2 separate regions of the Homo sapiens genome follow, and region 2 is linked to region 1. Evidence: read pairs that join two places in POLR2A ChIA-PET (ENCODE). Cell type or tissue: OCI-LY7. All regions are shown on one strand. Each heading gives the region's core, and the rest is flanking DNA. Links, peaks and the distances in the headings are about the cores only. Region 1 overlaps LOC124902288 (a long non-coding RNA gene). Region 2 holds the start of LOC105376299 (a long non-coding RNA gene).

The links. ChIA-PET counts read pairs that join two places held together with the same protein. Peaks named below come from ENCODE experiments on the same cell type or tissue, not always from the same donor. Only the 100,000 strongest peaks of a DNase experiment are listed, where the experiment ranks them.
Region 2: POLR2A ChIA-PET joins it to region 1 with 8 read pairs; 2 of 35 experiments call an interaction of 5 or more read pairs at or near these places.

The regions. Positions count from the first base shown.
Region 1 is chr9:130,802,328-130,811,601 of GRCh38, reverse strand. All of the region lies in intron 2 of LOC124902288 (a long non-coding RNA gene), which reads left to right. It also overlaps a transcript of ABL1 not described here. Among named protein-coding and RNA genes, the nearest start is that of ABL1, 28 kb to the left of the region's middle. In OCI-LY7, for the core only: no CTCF peak of the experiment used is centred there; no DNase peak of the experiment used is centred there; H3K4me3 peaks cover 801 bases; H3K27ac peaks cover 1,054 bases.
Region 2 is chr9:131,321,232-131,330,505 of GRCh38, reverse strand. LOC105376299 (a long non-coding RNA gene) reads right to left here and starts at 5,636. Exons shown (of 4, transcript XR_001746959.3): 1 at 4,867-5,636. RefSeq lists an enhancer at 1-379 and a silencer at 8,072-8,608. In OCI-LY7, for the core only: no CTCF peak of the experiment used is centred there; no DNase peak of the experiment used is centred there.

The sequences.
Region 1 (9,274 bases), core at 363-8,362:
GATTTTATCATATGCATCTTTAACTTATCACAGTCTACCTTCAATTGACATTATACAACTTCACATGTAGTGTAAAAAGCTTACAAGAGTATATTTGTTCTCCCACTCCCAGTCTTTGTGCTGCTATTGTCATAAACTTTACTTCTATGTAAGTTACAAATGCTACAATGTGTAATTACCTCTAAGACATATCTTTTAATGAGACTGAAACAAAAAGAAAAAATATCTTATGTATTTATCCACTTAGTTACCCTTTGCATTGTCTTCATTTATTTTTATAGCTCCAGTTTTCTTTTATTTGTTTGTTTATTTAGACAGAGGGTCTCACTCTGTCACCCAGGCTGGAATGCAGTGGTGCGATCATAGCTCACTGCAGCCTGGGACTCCTGGTGGCTCCAGTTTTCTACCAGTTATCATTCTCTTTCTGCTTTAATTACATCCTTTGATATTTCTTGTACTGCATATCTACTGGTAATAAATTCTTCCTTTTTTTTTTTAAAGTCTGAAAGAGACCTTATTTTGCCTTCATTTTTGAAAGGTATTTTCACTGAGAAAAGAATTCTAGGTAGACAACTGTTTTCTTTCTTTGCTTTAAATGTATTGTTCCACTGTTAACCTGGCTTACATTGTTTCCAATGAGAAATCTGGTGTCACCCTGATCTTAAGTATATAATGTATCTTTTTCTTTGGCCATTTTAAACCATGGTTTTAAGCAATTTGCTTAAGATGTGCCTTAGTATATAGTTTTTCTTCATGTTTCCTGTGCTTGGAGTTCCTTGAAATTCTTGGATCTGTGTGTTTACTGCTTTCATTACACTTGGAAATTTTTCAGCCATTTTTTTTTCTCTCTCTATATATATTTTTTGGTCCCTCATACCCTCCCTTCCTTCAGGGACTCCAATTCCACACACATTTGGCTACCTGATGTTGTCCCTCACTTTACTGATGTTGTGTTCATGTATTTTTTTCAGGGTTTCTTTTTTTTTTCTGCTTCATTTTGGATAGTTTCTATGGTTAAGTCTTCAAAATCACAAATCTTTACTTGTGCAATGTTTATTCTGACAGTCTTCAGTGTATTTTTCATCTCTGTATCTTTCTTTTTTGTGGAGACGGAATCTTGCTCTCTCGCCCAGGTTGGAGTGCAGTGGTACGATCTTGGCTTACTGCAACCTCTGCCTCCCAGGTTCAAGTGATTCTCCTGCCTCAGCCTCCCGTATAGTTGGGATTATAGGTGCACGCTACCACACCCAGCTAATTTTTGTATTTTTAGTAGAGGTGGGGTTTCACCATGTTGGCTAGGCTGGTCTTGAACTCCTGACCTCAGGTGATCCACCTACCTTGGCCTCCCAAAGTGCTGGCATTACAGGCGTGAGCCACCATGCCCAGCCATCATCTTTCATGTCTTTACTTAACATATTAAATCTTTTCTTTAGCTTACTGAACACATGGAATACAATTATAATGACTAATGTCTGTAATGTACTACTTATATAATCTGTCTCATTTCTGGTCAGTTATTGGTTGTATGTTACTACTTCTGCTCATACCTAGTAATTCTGGAATGGCTGGTAAACATTGTGCATTTTACCACACTCGGTCCTAGATGGTTTTGTATCCCTAAAAATATTCTTCAGCTTTTGTTTGGAAAAGGTTTGATCTTTTTGGTCTTGCTCTTAACCTTTGCTAAGCAAGACCAGAATAGCATTTATTCTAGGATTAATTTTTCCCAACTATTGAGGCAAGACTTTTGTGATGATTAACATTATGTGTCAACTTGACTGGGCCATACGTGCTCAGATCTTTGGTCAAACGTTAGTCTGGCAAAATGCGTAAAGCAGCTTGGCCTCCCTAATGTGGGTGAGCCCCATTCAATCTGTTAAAGGCCTGAATTGAACAAAAAATCTGACCCTTTCCTGAGTAAAAGAGAATTCTTCCAGCCTAACTGCCTTCGAACTGGGACATCAACTTTTTTCCTGCCTTTGGACTTGAACTGAAACATTGGCTCTGCCTGGGTCTTGAGCCTGTCAGCCTTTGGACTATAGCCACATCATTGGCTCTCCTAAGTCTCCATCTTGCTGACTCGCCCTGCAGATTTTTGGGACTTATCAGCCTCCATAATCACGTGGCAATTCCTTACAATAAATTTCTTCACACGTGCACACACACACACACACACACACACACTCTCTCTCTCTCTCTCTCTCTCTCTCTCTCTCTCTCAAGAACCTTCACTAATACAACTCTTCTTAGTACTCCAATCAATACCCCTGAATCATGAAATGTTCTACTCTGCTACTGGGAACAGGAACTATTTCTGGCCCTGTGTGAACTCCGTAAATGGTTCTCTCTAATCCTTTTGAGTGGCTCCTTCCCTGAACTAAGGGGTTTCCTCACATGGGTGCACTGATCAGTACTCAACCGAATACTCGAGTGGGCTCCCTGGGCATCTGCAGGCCAGTGTTCTCTTCTCTGTGCATCTCTTGCCTCTTTGTTTCTCTGCCTGTGAACTCTAGCTGCCCCAGCTGCCCTGGATTTTCATTTTACCTCTTCAATGAGGAGAGACTGCTGGGGCCTGCTGATGTTCCTTCTCCCCGCACCGCGGTCTGGAAACTTTCTCCGAGCATTAAATCAGAGCAATCATAGGGCTCTATTTCTCAGGTCTCAGGATTCGCTGTTCTTAATCACCTTAGACCTAATAACTTCAGAGTTTGACATATTTTCTCCAGTTTTACAGTTGTTTCAGGTGACAGGGTAAATCTGAGCCCCATTAGCTTAGCCAATCATGTGTGGACACAAATGTAAGAATTTTAAGAGTTCAGTTTTGACCTGTTAGATAAGTAGTTGAGTATACAAATCTGGGATTTATAAATGTGGGAGTCATCAGAGTATGGCTGGAGTTTAGAGCTACAAGACTAAACAGTCTCACCACAGAAGTGTTCAAGGTGAAACTGTCTTATTTTATGTAAAAGATGAATGCGAGGCAAGTCTGAAGGCCCTATCTATCTACCCACCTGCCTACCTACCTACCTGCCCACCCATCTTGAAATTGGGATAAAAAAGCTGGGTGCGATGGCTCATGCCTGTAATCCCAGCACTTTGGGAGGCCAAGGTGGGCGAATCACCTGAGGTCAGGAGTTCGAGACCAGCCTGGCCAACACGGTGAAACCCCATCTCTACTAAAAATACAAAAATTAGCCAGGCGTGGTGGTGCATGCCTGTAGTCCCAGTTACTCGGGAGGCTGAGGCAGAAGAATTGCTTGAACCTGGGAGGTGGAGGTTGCAGTGAGCCGAGATTGTGCCACTGCACTCCAGCCTGGGTGACAGAGCACGACTCCATTTCAAAAAAAAAAAAAAGAAGAAGAAGAAGAAGAAGAAGAAGAAGAAGAAAAGAAATTAGGATAAAGGTTGTCACAGCAATACCGGGTTAACATGCTTATTTGATTTAAAAAAATGAAGTCAAAATTTTACTGACAGAAAGTAAATCTATGTTTGACCAGTTAATCTGTTTTTTTTTTTTTGATCAGTTAATTTGATAAAGAGAACTGGCTTGCCAATTTATATAAATCTACATCTGCAAAAATTTTTTAAATTATAATTAAGGGAGGGCAGGCACAGTGGCTCACGCCTGTAATCCCAACACTTTGAAAAGCTGAGGTGGGGGGGATCACCTGAGGTCAGGAGTTCGAGACCAGCCTGACCAACATGGTGAAACCCCATCTCAACTAAAAATACAAAAATTAGCCGGGCATGGTGGCGGGTGCCTGTGATCCCAGCTACTCGGGAGGCTGAGGCAGGAGAATCTCTTGAACCCTAGAGGCAGTGACTGCGGTGAGCCGAGATCGCACCATTGCACTCCAGCCTGGGTGACAGAGTGAGACTCCATCTCAAAAAAAAAAAAAAAAAAAACTATATATATATATATATATATATATAAAATTAAGGAATGTATAAAATATAATGGAAAATACATCCTTTACAACTATTTAAACTTATAATAAAAATCTTAGATGTCAATTTAAATGTGCAAGGGGGTAAATACAGTTTTTAAAAATTCTATTAGAAGACCAGGCGTGGTAGCTTAAGCCTGTAATCCCAGCACTTTGGGAGGCCACGGCGGGCAGATCACTTGAAGTCAGGAGTTCAAGACCAGCCTGGCCAACACGGTGAAATCCCGTCTCTACTAAAAATACAAAAATTAGTCAAGCATGGTGGCATGCGCCAGCTACTCAAGAGGCTGAGGCATGAGAATCTCTTGAACCCAGGAGGTGGAGGCTGCAGTGAGCTGAGATTGTGGCACTGCACTCTAGCCTGGTCAACAGAGTGAGACTGCATGTCAAAACAACAAATTCTGTTACGGAGTACACAGGAAAGTTTGAAGACCACTGGATGATGGCCTACTCACACAATAGAATACCATGCAGGTATGAAATATAAAAGCAAACTTTTTTTTTTAAGATGGAGTCTCACTCTGTCGCCCCAGCTGGAGTGCTGTGGCAGGATCTCGGCTCACTGCAACCTCTGCCTCCCGGGTTCAAGCGATTCTCCTGCCTCAGCCTCTCGGGTAGCTGGGATTACAGGCGCCCGCCACTACGCCCAGCTAAGTTTTTGTATTTTTAGTAGAGATGGGGTTTCACCATGTTGGCCAGGCTAGTCTCGGACTCCTGACCTCCTGATTCGCCTGCCGCGGCCTCCCAAAGTGCTGGAATTACAGGCATGAGCCACTGTGCCCAGCCAAAAACAAATTTTTTAAAATAATGATGAAACTTTCTATAGACAAATAGGAAAATGTATCCAAGACATATTGTTATGTTAAAAAAATAAAGGTGTGTAGGTCCAGAATACTTTACACAGTATGCTAGCTTTTGTGTGTAAGAATGGGATTTAAAAGTATATACTTATATTTGTGTAAATTAAGACATATAACATTTTATGTCATAATTAATTTTTTTGAGACAGTCTTCACTTCACTTTGTTGTCCAGGCTGGTCTTGAACTTCTGGGGCTCAAGTGATCCTCCCACCTCTGCCTACCAAGTAGCTGGGACTACAGGCGTGCATCACTGCACCCTGCTTATGCTAATTTTTAAATGTGTGAATGCAATTTTTTTTAAAGTCCTCACAGGAAATAGAGCTGGCCTGGCTTACTAACAAGCTTAAATGCAATATGGAGTTCTCTGGGATACAAGCCTTATTGGTACAACTACCTACAGTAATTAAATCACCTTGGATTGACTCCAAGGCAGATTTATCTTACCATAAAGGCAACAGCTTTAGTCTTTTTGCCTCAAAAGAAGAGCCAGACTGTGAGCTCCTTGTGGGTTGAAATTATATCTGATCCATGTTTGTATATCTGTTAAGCAAATGGTATTATAGTGAGCTTCCACAGACCTACCTCCTAAGGATGGTGACAGATATCTACCATTGAAGAGTTTGCTGGGATTCTACCTGGTGGCATCTGGTCTTTGACCAGCTTCTGTAGACATGAGGTTTGCAGAAGCACCATTTTCACTAACTATTGTAACTCTCATGGGGTCTTCTTAATCTGGTCCTCTGGGCCAGACACCTGCTTTCTTCCTATTTTAAATCATTTGCATCTCTCTCTGACTGGTATAATTCCACCATTCTGAAACTGCAGTTGCCACGCTGAAAATGTTGTTATAAATAAGATTATTCATTTAAAACACACATTAACTTCAGAACAAAAAGGTTAAAAAAACCTCATGAGGAGATCCTCTGTCCTGCCTGTCTAAAAGACAGGTCAGTAACTTTGTTTAACTGAAGGGCTTCCCCCTTCATCCCCCTACTTAATAAGAGCTGGCTTTTAAAGGACATGGCTTAACAGAATTGTCAAGGTCCTGAGTTACTACTGAAACCAGCTGAACTGACTCTGGCTTCTGTGGTTTGAGTTGGCATGTCAAAATGAGTTTCCCTGCATCTAAGTCTTCTCCCCTCCTTAAACAGAGAAGGGAACTGGCCCTTCCTATCTCTCTGAAGCCAACTTCTGCTCACTTCTTTCTTCCTTCCCCTCCTACTTTTTCTCTTTTCTTGGGAAACTTTGGAGATCAATCAATCATAAACAATTGTTCTGTCATTATGAATATACCGAAGAAATATCTAGTACAAGTAAACAGTCAAGAAATTCCGTAAGAAAAAGAAAAACTTTCTAGGCCTGTGATTGTAGAAGGTTTATTCATATTAAAATGTGCCACTTTGAAAATGTTGTTATAGCTGGGTGCAGTGGCTCATGCCTGTTATCCCAGCACTTTGGGAGGCCGAGGTGGGTGAATCACGAGGTCAGGAGTTCGAGACCAGCCTGACCAATATTGTGAAACCCCGTCTCTACTAAAAACACAAAACAAATTAGATGGGAGTGGTGGCATGTGCCTGTAGTCCCAGCTACTCGGGAGGCTGAGGCAGGAGAATCACTTGAACCCAGGAGGCAGAGGTTGCAGTGAGCCAAGACTGTGCCACTGCACTCCAGCCTGGGTGACAGTGCGAGACTCTGTCTCAAACAAACAAACAAACAAAACAGAAAAGAAAATGTTGTTATAAACAAGATTATTCACTTAAAAGACATATTAACTTCAGAACAAAAAGGTTAAAAGAAAACCTTATGAGGAGATACTCTGTCTTGCCTGTCTAAAGACAAGTCAATAACTTTGTTTAACTGAGAGACCTCCCTCTTGGTCCCCCTACTTAATATGAGCTGGCTTTTGATAGATGACTCTTTGGGCTAGAAATAGAAGTTAATATTAGCTTAAAAACAAGTCTATGCATCCTTCTGATTTTATTATGATATAAAAACAATGTTAACACAACAATTAAATCAACCCAAGATTTGGGCTTAACTTCTCGTGATTTAAACCTTCTAAATTAACTACATTAGTTTTATAGGTCCAGTAGGATCTCGTTTGCACAAATTGTTTAAAATTTCAAAAATATAAAACTGTTTAATTGAAAGAAATTGTAATAAAAGACATCTTTTTAAAATGATTTAGTCTCATGAATTTTTTCTTTTCGAGACGGAGTTTGGCTCTTGTTGCCCAGGCTGGAGTGCAATGGCGCGATCCTGGCTCACTGCAACCTCCACCTCCCGGGTTCAAGCGATTCTCCTGCCTCAGCCTCCTAAGTAGCTGGGATTACAGGCATGCGCCACACGCCCACTAATTTTGTATTTTTAGTAGAGACGGGGTTTCTCCATGTTGGTCAGGCTTGTCTCGAACTCCTGACCTCAGGTGATCTGCCCACCTCGGCCTCCCAAAGTGCTGGGATTACAAGTGTGAGCCACTGGTGTGAGCTCACTGCCGAGATCCGCCTCCTGGGTTCACGCCGTTTTTCTGCCTCAGGCTCCCAGGTAGCTGGTACTACAGGCGCCCACCACCACGCCCTGCTAATTTTTTTGTATTTTTTTAGTAGAGACAGGGTTTCACCGTGTTAGCCAGGATTGTCTCGATCTCCTGATCTCGTGATCCACCCGCCTCAGCCTCCCAAAGTGCTGAGATTACAGGCGTGAGCAACTGTGTCCGGTCATTTTTTTTTTTTTCTTAAGAGGTCTCACTCAGTCTCTTGGGCTGAAGAACAGTGGCATGATCATAGCTCACTGCAGCTTCAAACTCCTGGGCTCAAACAGTTCTCCTGCCTCAGTCTCCTGGGTAGCTGGGACCACAGGTGTGTGCTTTGCCTCATTAATTCTTAAAACACTTCAAGTCATAAAGACTTTGATGTGTTGGCCTAAGTTTTAATTTCCAGGTGTTTAGTCAACTTTAAGATCTCTTTAGCTGATAATAAACTGAGTTAATAATCTTTGGAGACATGGACAATTTCTAATTAGGAAAAAGGTCCAAACACCAGCCTTATGTATTCCGTTTTCAATAAACCTTTTATTGAAAATTGTCAAATGGATGATATACAAAAAGTGAAATCAGAATTTGTTTCCTTTCTGTAAAATGGCCAAGTTATTCTACCTCCAGATAACAGATTCCTTTCCTTTTTATCCTCAAAATATTTTGTTAACTATCTGAATTTTCCAGCATATTCAGGAATCGTTTTAACAAAATGTTCAACTTTTTAAAGTTACATCTCTATAACCATTTTATTTATTGTTGTATGTTTCCAAATTATTGCCTTTAACAATTTTGTGTCTTAGGATATTATGATTTATGTCATGCACAGACATGACAGAAACATGCATAGAAAAAGTCAAAGCATTTTTGGCTGGGTGGCTCAGAAAAGAGAAGCCAGGAAACTATGAATAACAAAGAGAGCCGGCTGGGCGCAGTGGCTCTCGCTTGTAATCCCAGCACTTGGGGAGGCTGAGGCGGGTAGAGCATGAGTTCACGAGTTCGTGACCAGCCTGGCCAACATGGCAAAACCCCTTCTCTACTAAGAATACAAAAATTAGCCGGGCGTGGTGGTGCGGGCCTGTAATCCCAGCTACTCAGGAGGCTGAGGCAGGAGAATCGCTTGAACCCGGGAGGTAGGGGTTGCAGTGAGCTGAGATCGCGCCATTGCACTCCAGCCTGGGTGACAGAGGAAGACTTCTGTCTCTAAATAAATAAACAAATAAATAAATAGACTGAAGTAATCCTAGAAGGGAAAAAGGCAGGGGAAGATCTCCAATCCCCGTACAATCACATCCCTGACTGACCCTTGAGCCACTCATGCATGGGACAGACACAAAGCAGCTCAGCTACAGACTAAAGATCTCAGAGAGAAACACATTTGTGTTCAAACCCAGCCAAGAAAACCACCTGATAAAACCAAACAAGTATTAGAGAAAAGTAACAGAATCCAGAATATCCAGAATTTGACATTCATACAGTCCAGTAAACAATCCAGAACTACCCACCATACAAAGAAGCAAGACAGTGGGACAAATTAGTTCAACTGCCAGTCTAACCTGCAGATCAACAAAATGCTGGAATAGACAAAGATTTTAAGCAGCTATTATAATCATCTCAATGAAGCAGTATAAGGCATGTTTCCAATGAATGAAAATCTCAGCTAAGAAGTAGGAAATCTCAATGGGGGAAATAGGAACAACAAAAAATAATTAAATGGCAATTCTAGAACTGAAAAAAATTAACTTTTTGAAATAAAAAATTCACTGGATATACTCAGCTGAATGGACAAAGAAAAGGACAGTATGTGCATTTCAAAAAAGATGAGTAGAAATTAACCAAGATGAAGAAGAGAGATAAAAAATTGAAAAGGCTGGCATAGTGGCTGACACCTGTAATCCTAGCATTTTGGGAGACCAGGGCAGGTGGATTGCTT
Region 2 (9,274 bases), core at 379-8,378, 520 kb before region 1:
CAATTTTCTCATCCTTAATGATAGATATTGGAAGCTCTTTCTTCATGTGGCAGTGTGTGTCAAGGGCTTAGTATAGAGCTGGCCCTGGTGGGTACTGCTGAAACTCTCTCTGTGGGCCACATACACGCACACGCACACACACACACAGTCACACTCACACATACACACACTTAGCACTAATTAAACAGCAGGTGGCCAGGCATGGTGCCTCATGCCTGTAATCCCAGCACTTTGGGAGGCCGAGGTGGGCGGATTGCTTGAGCTCAGGAGTTCGAGACCTTCCCTGAAAACCCCATCTCTACCAAAAATACAAAAAATTAGCCAGGCACGGTGGCGCATGTCTGTGGTCCCAGCTACTCTGGAGGCTGAGGTTGGAGGATCACTTGAGCTCAGGAGATGGAGGTTGCAGTGAGCCGAGATTGCATCATTGCACTCCAGCCTGGGTGACACAGTGAGACCCTATCTCAATAAATAAGTAAATGAATAAACAGCAGGCATAGCCAGTCTCTTTACATGGATAAGCACACTCAATCCTCATCAGCACTCTGAGAACAAGATACAGTTGTTATTCCCATGGTACAGATGAAGAAACCGAGGCTTAGATGAATGAAATCACTTGTCTAGGGTCACACCAGCCTAAGCAGAAGAACAGGGTTGGATCCCAGGCTGTTTGACCTCAACATGTGCATTCTTGGTGCCACATTTTCATGCCTTCAAATGGATTCATGAACCACTCATGGCCAAGGCAAGATGCAAAGAGCAGCCTGTGCCATGCCCTCCAAGGTCCCCCTGATCACAGAGGAGCTTGCCAGACCCTGTGTAGACTCCACTTCCCTTTGCACAAACCCTCGAGCCTGGAGCCTTGTCTTTCCAGCCGTTGGTAAACCAGAAGCAGCAGACGGGGAAGGTGGTGCCGGCTCAGCCCAGCGAGGCACGCAGAGGCCACAGCACCACATACTTCTGAGGGTCTGGGAGCAAGGCTGGTGCAGGGAGGCTTTTGAGGGGGACCGGGAGGACTCTAGAAACAAAGCCAGCCACGCCCCTCAGCTTGGGGGGAAACAGCTCCCGACACATCACCAGCCCCTAAGGTGTCACAGCAGAGTCACCCAACAGTGAGAAGCCTGGGAAACAGCGGAGGGGCACCGGCTTTGAGTTGCACATGAGTGGCTCAGATTTCAGTGCTTCAGGGGCCTCAGCTTTTGAGTCATGACTGTGGGAGCCCTGAGGGACACACCTGCTCCCTCCACCTGACCCGGGATGAGCATATTTTTTGAAGCATTGTTGGTCTTACGGAAAGGAGAGTTCATGGAAACGGCCCCCTCCCCAATTCAAACAGGAGATAAATCAAGAAATGTGAGCCGCTCCACAGTGGCTGAAGAAGAAAGCGTGGGTGGTCAGGTGCTGGGCACAGAGGTGGGATCTGGGCCCAGGGCAGTGGCCAACCAAAGGTCCTGAGAGGAGGAAACTGGTCTGGCCTGGCAGGTATCAGTGGGCTGGGAGGTCAGAGGCCAGGTTCCCACAGCAACACCGCCACAGGCGTGGTGGGCATGGTGGCGTGCGTCTGTGATCCCAGCTACTCAAGAGGCTGAGGTGGGAGAATCACCTGAGCCCCAGAAGTCGAGGCTGCAGTGAGCTGAGATTGTGCCACTGCACTCCAGCCTGGGTGACAGAGCGAGACCCTGTCTCAAAACAAAAACCAAAAAACTGGCTGGGTACTGTGGCTCACGCCTGTAATCCCAGCACTTTGGGAGGCTGAGGCAGGTGAACTGCTTGAGCTGACGAGTTTGAGACCAGCCTGGGCAACATGGCAAAATGCCGTCTCTACAAAAATTGCAAAAATTAGCTGGGTGTGGTGGTGCATGCCTGTAGTCCCAGCTACGTGGGAGGCAAGACGGGAGGATTGCTTGAGCCCAGGAGGCAGAAATTGCAGTGAGCTGTGTCATGCCACTGCACTCCAGCCTAAGTGACAGAACTAGACCTTGTCTCAAAACAAAAACCAAAAAACTGGTTGGGCATGGGGGCTCATGCCTGTAATCCCAGCACTTTGGGAGGCTGAGGCGGGTGAATTGCTTGAGCTCACAAGTTCGAGACCAGCCTGGGCAACATGGCAAAACGCTGTCTCTACAAAAATTGCAAAAGTTAGCTGGGTGTGGTGGCGCATGCCTGTAGTCCCAGCTACGCGGGAGGCAAGATGGGAGGATTGCTTGAGCCCAGGAGGCAGAAGTTGTAGTGAGCTGTGTCACGCCACTGCACTCCAGCCTGAGTGGCAGAACTAGACCCTGTCTCAAACAAAACAAAACAAACAAAAAACCCAAAAATTAGCCAGGCATGGTGGTGCATGCCTGTCGTCCCAGGCACAGAGGGGACTGAAGTGGGAGGTGGAGGCTGCAGTGAGCTGTGATTGCACCATCGCACTCCAGCCTGGGTGGCAGACTGAGACCCTGTCTGTAAATCAATAAGTAAGAGATTCAGAGACTGGGTAGGAAAAAAAAATTCCAGATTGATGAAGCTTAAAAGAGATCTGCACACACACAAAAAGAGAGCTCACCAAAAATTTAAGGATCCAAAAAGGTTAAAAATAATTTTCAGAGACATAGTTTCACCATGTTGCCCAGGCTGCTCTCCAACTCCTGAGTTTAAGTGATCTGCCCGTTTAACCTCCCAAAATGCTGGGATTACAGGCGTGAGTTACCACGCCTAGCCTATCTATCTATCTATCTATCTATCTATCTATCTATCTATTATATATATATATAAAAAGATATAAAGATATATTTTGATATGAGGCAAAGTTGTCTTATACTTTAAAAGCATTATCAATAATAGAAAGGGTGGGGCCAGGCATGGTGGTTCACACCAAGTAATCCCAGCACTTTGGGATGCTGAGGTGGGAGGTCTGCTTGAGGCCAGGAGTTTGAGACCAGCCTGGGCAACACAGTGAAACTCCTGTCTCTAAAAAAATGAAAAAAAAAAAATTAGCCTGGAATGGTGGCATGCTCGTGTAACCCTAGCTACCTGGGAGGCTGAAGTGGGAGGAACATTTGAGTCAAGGAGTTTGAGGCTGCAGTGGGCTGTGATGGTGCAACTGCACTCCAGCCTGGGTGACAGAGCAAGACTCCGTCTCAAAAAAAAAAAAAAAGAAAAGTCTATCAGTGTTACTTATCGTATTAACTGATGAAAGGAGGAAAAACTACAGGATCATTTTAATAGATGCTGAGGAAGTATTTTTAGAAGTTCACATAAATTTGTGATTAAGCCTCTTGGCAAGTCGGAAATGGGAGGATAAACATTAGCAGCATTCCTTCTGAGACTGGAAACAAGAATGTTCTGTTTGCTATTATCACTTCTGTTCAACAGAGTATTGGAGCTTCCACTCTAACATTAAGACTAGAAAAAATAAATTCGAAACATAAGGATTGGGAAAGAGAAAATAAAACACATTATTTTCAGATACTACCAGCTATATGGAACCCCAGAGGGAGAGTTTGGCAAGATACCTAGATATAAGAAAAATATACAAAAACTAATTTCATTTCTGTATACCAGGAAGAAACAATTGGAAAATATCCTTGAAAAAAAAAGGATAATGTTCACAAGAGTATGAAAATTATAATAAGTACCTAAGAATAAGTATAATGAAACGTAGGCAAGAATTAGGCAGGCAATTATACCTCCACCTCCTGGGTTCAAGCAATTCTCTGCCTCAGCCTCCTGAGTAGCTGGGATTACAGACGCCTGCCACCACGGCTGGCTAATTTTTTTGTATTTTTAGTAGAGACGAGGTTTCACCATCTTGACCAGGCTGGTCTTGAACTCCTGACCTCGTGATCCACCCACCTCGGCCTCCCAAAGTGCTGGGATTACAGGCATGAGCCACCACGCCCGGCCGAGATAACCCATTCTTAAGGACAGGAAAGCCTGATATTACAGAGATGTCAGTTCTTCATAAACTGATCTAGAGACTCAATGTAGCTTCTCGGGAGGCTGAGGTCAGGGGATTGCTTGAGCCCAGGAGTTTGAGATTGCAGTGAACTAGGATCGTGTCACTGCACTCCAGCAGGGGTGACAGGGGGAGACCTCATCTCTTAAAAAAAAAAAGCACAAAAAACCATCTTTTTTTTTTTTTTTTTTGAGACGGAGTCTCACTCTGTTGCCCAGGCTGGAGTGCAGTGGCGCAATCTCGGCTCACTGCAAGCTCCGCCTCCCGGGTTCACGCCATTCTCCTGCCTCAGCCTCCCGAGTAGCTGGGACTACAGGCGCCCGCCACCACACCCAGCTAATTTTTTGTATTTTTAGTAGAGACGGGGTTTCACCTTGGTCTTGATCTCCTGACCTCATGATCCACCCACCTCGGCCTCCCAAAGTGCTGGGATTACAGGCGTGAGCCAAAAAAACCATCTTAAAAGCAAACACCTAAAGCAGCATGGCTCATTAATGAGAGTTGTGATGACCCAAAGATTATGATTAATCCACTTCTGGACCTCTGTGGTCTCTTAGCAAGAATTGCAGCTCAGCCACCTCCTGACTCTGCTTAGCGAGCCGAGATGATAACAGCCCACTTGGAGAGTTCGGGGAAGTGTCAACAATGGCCTAGTGGGCTCCCATCAGTGGGAGCTATTCTTACTGTGCTTTGTGCAGGGACTTGAAGCCAGAATGCAAGGGGCCACTGGGCTTTCCCCTTTCCTGGGTGTGGAGTGGGGAACAGCCCGTTACCCCATGAGCCCTCTGAGTCCCACCCTGGTTAAAGCTCATACACTTCATTTCCACAGCCATTTGCAGAGAGCAACCCACCTGCACTCAGCTGTGCTGGTTACAAGTAACCGAAGCCCAGCTCCAACTCTGCAGCCAAAAAGGGAAAGGACTCACCCACTTGAGATGTCCAAGGCTTGAGTCCAGGGATTGAGACGCTGGTCTAGTTGGTTCCTCCCATTTCAGAGAGACCGAAAACCGAAGCTCAGAGAGGTCAAGAGAATTGCCCAAAGTCACACAGACGCCAGTGGGAGGCTGATGCCCCAGCTGGCTCTGCTGACTCCAAAGCCTGGGTTTGGGTTCATCTGCAGGAGGAAACACAGCTGAGTCAAAAGCCCAGTGACTCGGTGGCAGCGCATGTCTTCCAGGAACAGAACAAACACAAGCCCATATCTGCAGGCGAGCCTTGCCTCGGCCTCCACAGCGCGGGTGGTAGAGTCAGGCGCCCCAGGCCCCTGAAAACCAGGACGCAGTCCCGTGGCCCGTCTCTCCCAAGAAACAGAATCCTAGCCGGACCCCGTGCCTGCTGGGCGTGGAGTGGAATGTTGCAGCTGCTTGGGTTTGGGGCAGGAAGGAAGGGGAGATGGAACAAGGTTGAGGGTCTCCGTTCCCCCTGGAGTGCATGGAGGCTTCCTCCTTCTCCCCTTTGAGATCTCAACACAACCCCCCACGTAGATTTTGAATGTGATCATTGAAGAGTGAGGGGCTGCTGATCCCTCCCGTGAGAGACCTGACCTGGCCCCTCTTGGCAAAGCTATCCAGGAACCAGGTCAGAGGCAGAAGGACCTTTGCCCTACAAACTACCCCATCCTTTCCCGGACTCAGAGCCTTGGGCTATACCTGGATGGATTCCCTTGGCCTTTCCACCTGAGGGGCCTGGAGGTTAGGTTGATTCTTGTTTTTTGTTTTTTTGAGACAGAGTCTTGCTCTGTCACCCAGGCTGGAGTGCAGTGGTGCATTCATGGCTCACTGCAGCCTCAACTTCCTGGGTTCAAGCAATCCTCCTACCTCAGCCTCCTGAGTAGCTGGGACTGTAGGTGCATGCCGCCATGCTGGGCTATGTTTTGATTTTTAGTAGAAATGGGGTCTTGCCATGTTGCTCATGCTGGGGTGCAGTGGCACCATCATGGCTGACTGCAGCTGCATGATCTTGCTATGAGTCTAATTATATTTCCCAGGCTGGTCTTGAACTCCTGGACTCAAGGGACCCTCCGGCTTTGGCCCCCTAAAGTGCTGGGATCATAGGTGTGAGCTGGCTTACCTGGCCCAGGATTGATTCTTTTTTTTTTTTTTTTTGAGACGGAGTCTCGCTCTGTTGCCCAGGCTGGAGTACAGTGGTAGGATCACGGCTCACTGCAAGCTTCGCCTCCCGGGTTCATGCCATTCTCCTGCCTCAGCCTCCCGAGTAGCTGGGACTACAGGCACCCGCCACCACGCCCGGCTAATTTTTTTGTACTTTTAGTAGAGACGGGGTTTCACCGTGTTAGCCAGGATGATCTCGATCTCCTGACCTCGTGATCCACCCTCCTCAGCCTCCCAAAGTGCGGGGATTACAGGCATGAGGCACCGTGCCCGGCTCCAGGATCGATTCTTAACTTTGGCTGTACTGAAATCACCTGGGAAGCTTGGAAAACAATCCCCGTGAGGAGCCCACGCCCCACACCAATTACACCCAAACCTCTTCAGGTGGGACCTGAGCTTCTGTATTTAAAAAAAATAATTAAAGCCTTTGCTGTATTCTACGCATCCTGAGAGGGGCCACCTGCTTCCAGGGACCTTCTGTGCAGCATCAGGGTCCCACTATCTACATGGCAGCTGCTGACCGGCACAGGTGTGGGGCTCTGCACACCTCAGATCCCTGACAAAGGAAGGGCGGACTGTGGGGCTGGGCATGCGCAGGGAACACATCAGATGGTGAACAAGCTGAGAGGAGTGTTTCGTTTCCCAGGGCTGTCATAATACAATCCCATAGACTGTGTGGCTCACACAACAGAAATTTTATTTTCTCACAGCTCTGGAGGTTGGAAGTCCAAGATCAAAGTTCAGCAGGTTTGGTTTCACCTGAGGCCTCTCTCCGTGGCTTGCAGATGGCTGCCTTCTCGCCGTGTCCTCACAAGCCATTTCCCCTGTGCTTGTGCATCCCTGGTGTCTCTTTGTGTGACCAAGTTTCCTCTACTTAGAAGGACACCAGTCAGATTGGATCAGGGCCCACCCTGACAGCCTCGTTTTAACGTCATAAACTCCTTAAAGGCCCTGTCTCTGGCTGGGTGCGGTAGCTCACGCCTGTAATCCCAGCACTTTGTGAGGCTGAGGCAGGCGGATCACTGGAGGTCAGGAGTTCGAGACCAGCCTGGACAACATAGTGAAACCCCGTCTCTACTAAAAATACAAAAATTAGCCAGGCGTGGTGGCAGGTGCCTGTAATCCCAGCTACTCGGGAGGCTGAGGCAGGAGAATCGCTTGAACCTGGGAGGTGGATGTTGCAGTGAGCCGAGATCATGCCACTGCACTTCAGCCTGGGTGTCAAGAGCAAAACTCTATGTCAAAAAAAAAAGAAAAAAAGTTAATAAGGAGTGTTGGCAACGATGTGGAGAAACTGGAGCTGTTGTACTTTGTTGATGGGAATGGAAAATGGTGCAGCTGCTATGGAAAACAGTTCAAGGTCCCTCAAAATGTGACACATAGAGTTACCACAGGAACCAGCGATTCCGCTCCCAGGTATACACCAAGAGAACCCAAAACAGGCACTCAACAATGCTTGTACCTCAATGACCACAACAACTGTGTTCACAATAGCCAAAAGGTGCAAACCACACTTAATGCCCATCAACCGATGACTGGGTAATAGCATTATCAATACAGTGGAATATTATTGAGCTATAAAAAGGAATGAAGCACTGATTGATCCGTGCACTCCCATGGATGAATCTTGAAAACATTACACGAAGGGAAAGAAGCCAGACACAAAAGGTCACATATTGTCTGATTCCATTTACATGAAGTATCTAGAAGAGGCAAATCCATAGAGACAGAAAGCAGATTAGGGCCTGGGGGAGGCGGGATGGGGTTTCCTTTTGAGGCGATGAAAATATTTTGGAACGAAGTAGAGGTGGTAGTTGCACAGCACTGTAAATGTACTAATACCACTGAATCATACACTCTCAAATAGTTCATTGGGCTGGGCGCAGTGGCTCACGCCTGTAATCCCTGCACTTTGGGAGGCCAAGGCAGGCAGGTCACCTGAGGTCAGGAGTTGACCAGCCTGACCAACATGGTGAAGCCTCGTCTCTACTGAAAATACAAAATTAGCCGGTCATGGTGTTGCACACCTGTAATCCCAGCTACTCGGGAGGCTGAGGAAGGAGAATCGCTTGAACTTGGGAGGCAGAGGTTGCAGTGAGCCGAGATTGTGCCATTGCACTCTGGCCTGGGCAATAGAGTGAGACTGTCTCAAATAAATAAATAAAATTAAAAAAATAGTTTATTGTATCATGTTAGTGCAAAAGTATTTGCAGTTTTAGCCACTGAAAGTAATGGCAAAACCTGCAATTACTTTTGCACCAACCTAACCTATTTTTTTTTTCTTGAGATGGAGTTTCGCTCTTGTTGCCCAGGCTGGAGTGCAGTGGTGCCATCTTGGCTCACTGCAACCTCTGCCTCCCGTGCTCAAGAGATTCTCCTGACTCAGCCTTCCAAGTAGCTGGGATTACAGGCACCTGCCACTACACCCAGCTAATTTTTTTGTATTTGTAGTAGAGACGGGGTTTCACCATGTTGGCCAAGCTGGTCTCGAACTCCTGGCCTCAGGTGATCCACCGGCCTTGGCCTCCCAAAGTGCTGGGATTACAGGCGTGAGCCACTGTGCCCGGCTGCACCAACCTAATATTTTTATGTGAATTTTACCTCAATTTAAACAAAACAAAACCAGGAGCAATGTAAAAAAAAAAAGCAATGACTTCCATACCAGGGACCACTGTGAGGCTGTGACAAGTCGAGATATAGGTGTTTTGTTTTTTGAGACAGGGTCTCACTTTGTCACCTAGGCTGGAATGCAGTGGGTGGCATGATCTTGGCTCACTGCAACCTCCACCTCCCAGGTTCAAGCTATCCTCCCACCTCAGCCTCCTGAATAGCTAGGATTATAGGCTTACACCACAACACACAGATAATTTTTCTATTTTTAGTAGAGACAGGGTTTCGCCATGTTGGCCAGGCTAGTCTTGAACTCTTAGGCTTAAGCTATCTGCCTCGACCTCCCAAAGTGCTGGAATTACAGGTGTGAGCCACCGCACCCGGCTGGTGTTTAGTTTTTGTTTTTTTTTTTTTTTTGAGACAGGGTCTCAGTCTGTCACCCAGGCTGGAGTTCAGTGGCTCGATCTTTGCTCACTGCAACCTTTGCCTCCTGTGTTCAAGTGATTCTCCCACCTCAGCCTCCCGAGTAGCTGGGATTATAGGTGTGTGCCACCACGCCCAGCTAATTTTTTGTATTTTTTGGTAGAGATGAGGTTTTGCCATGTTGGCCAGG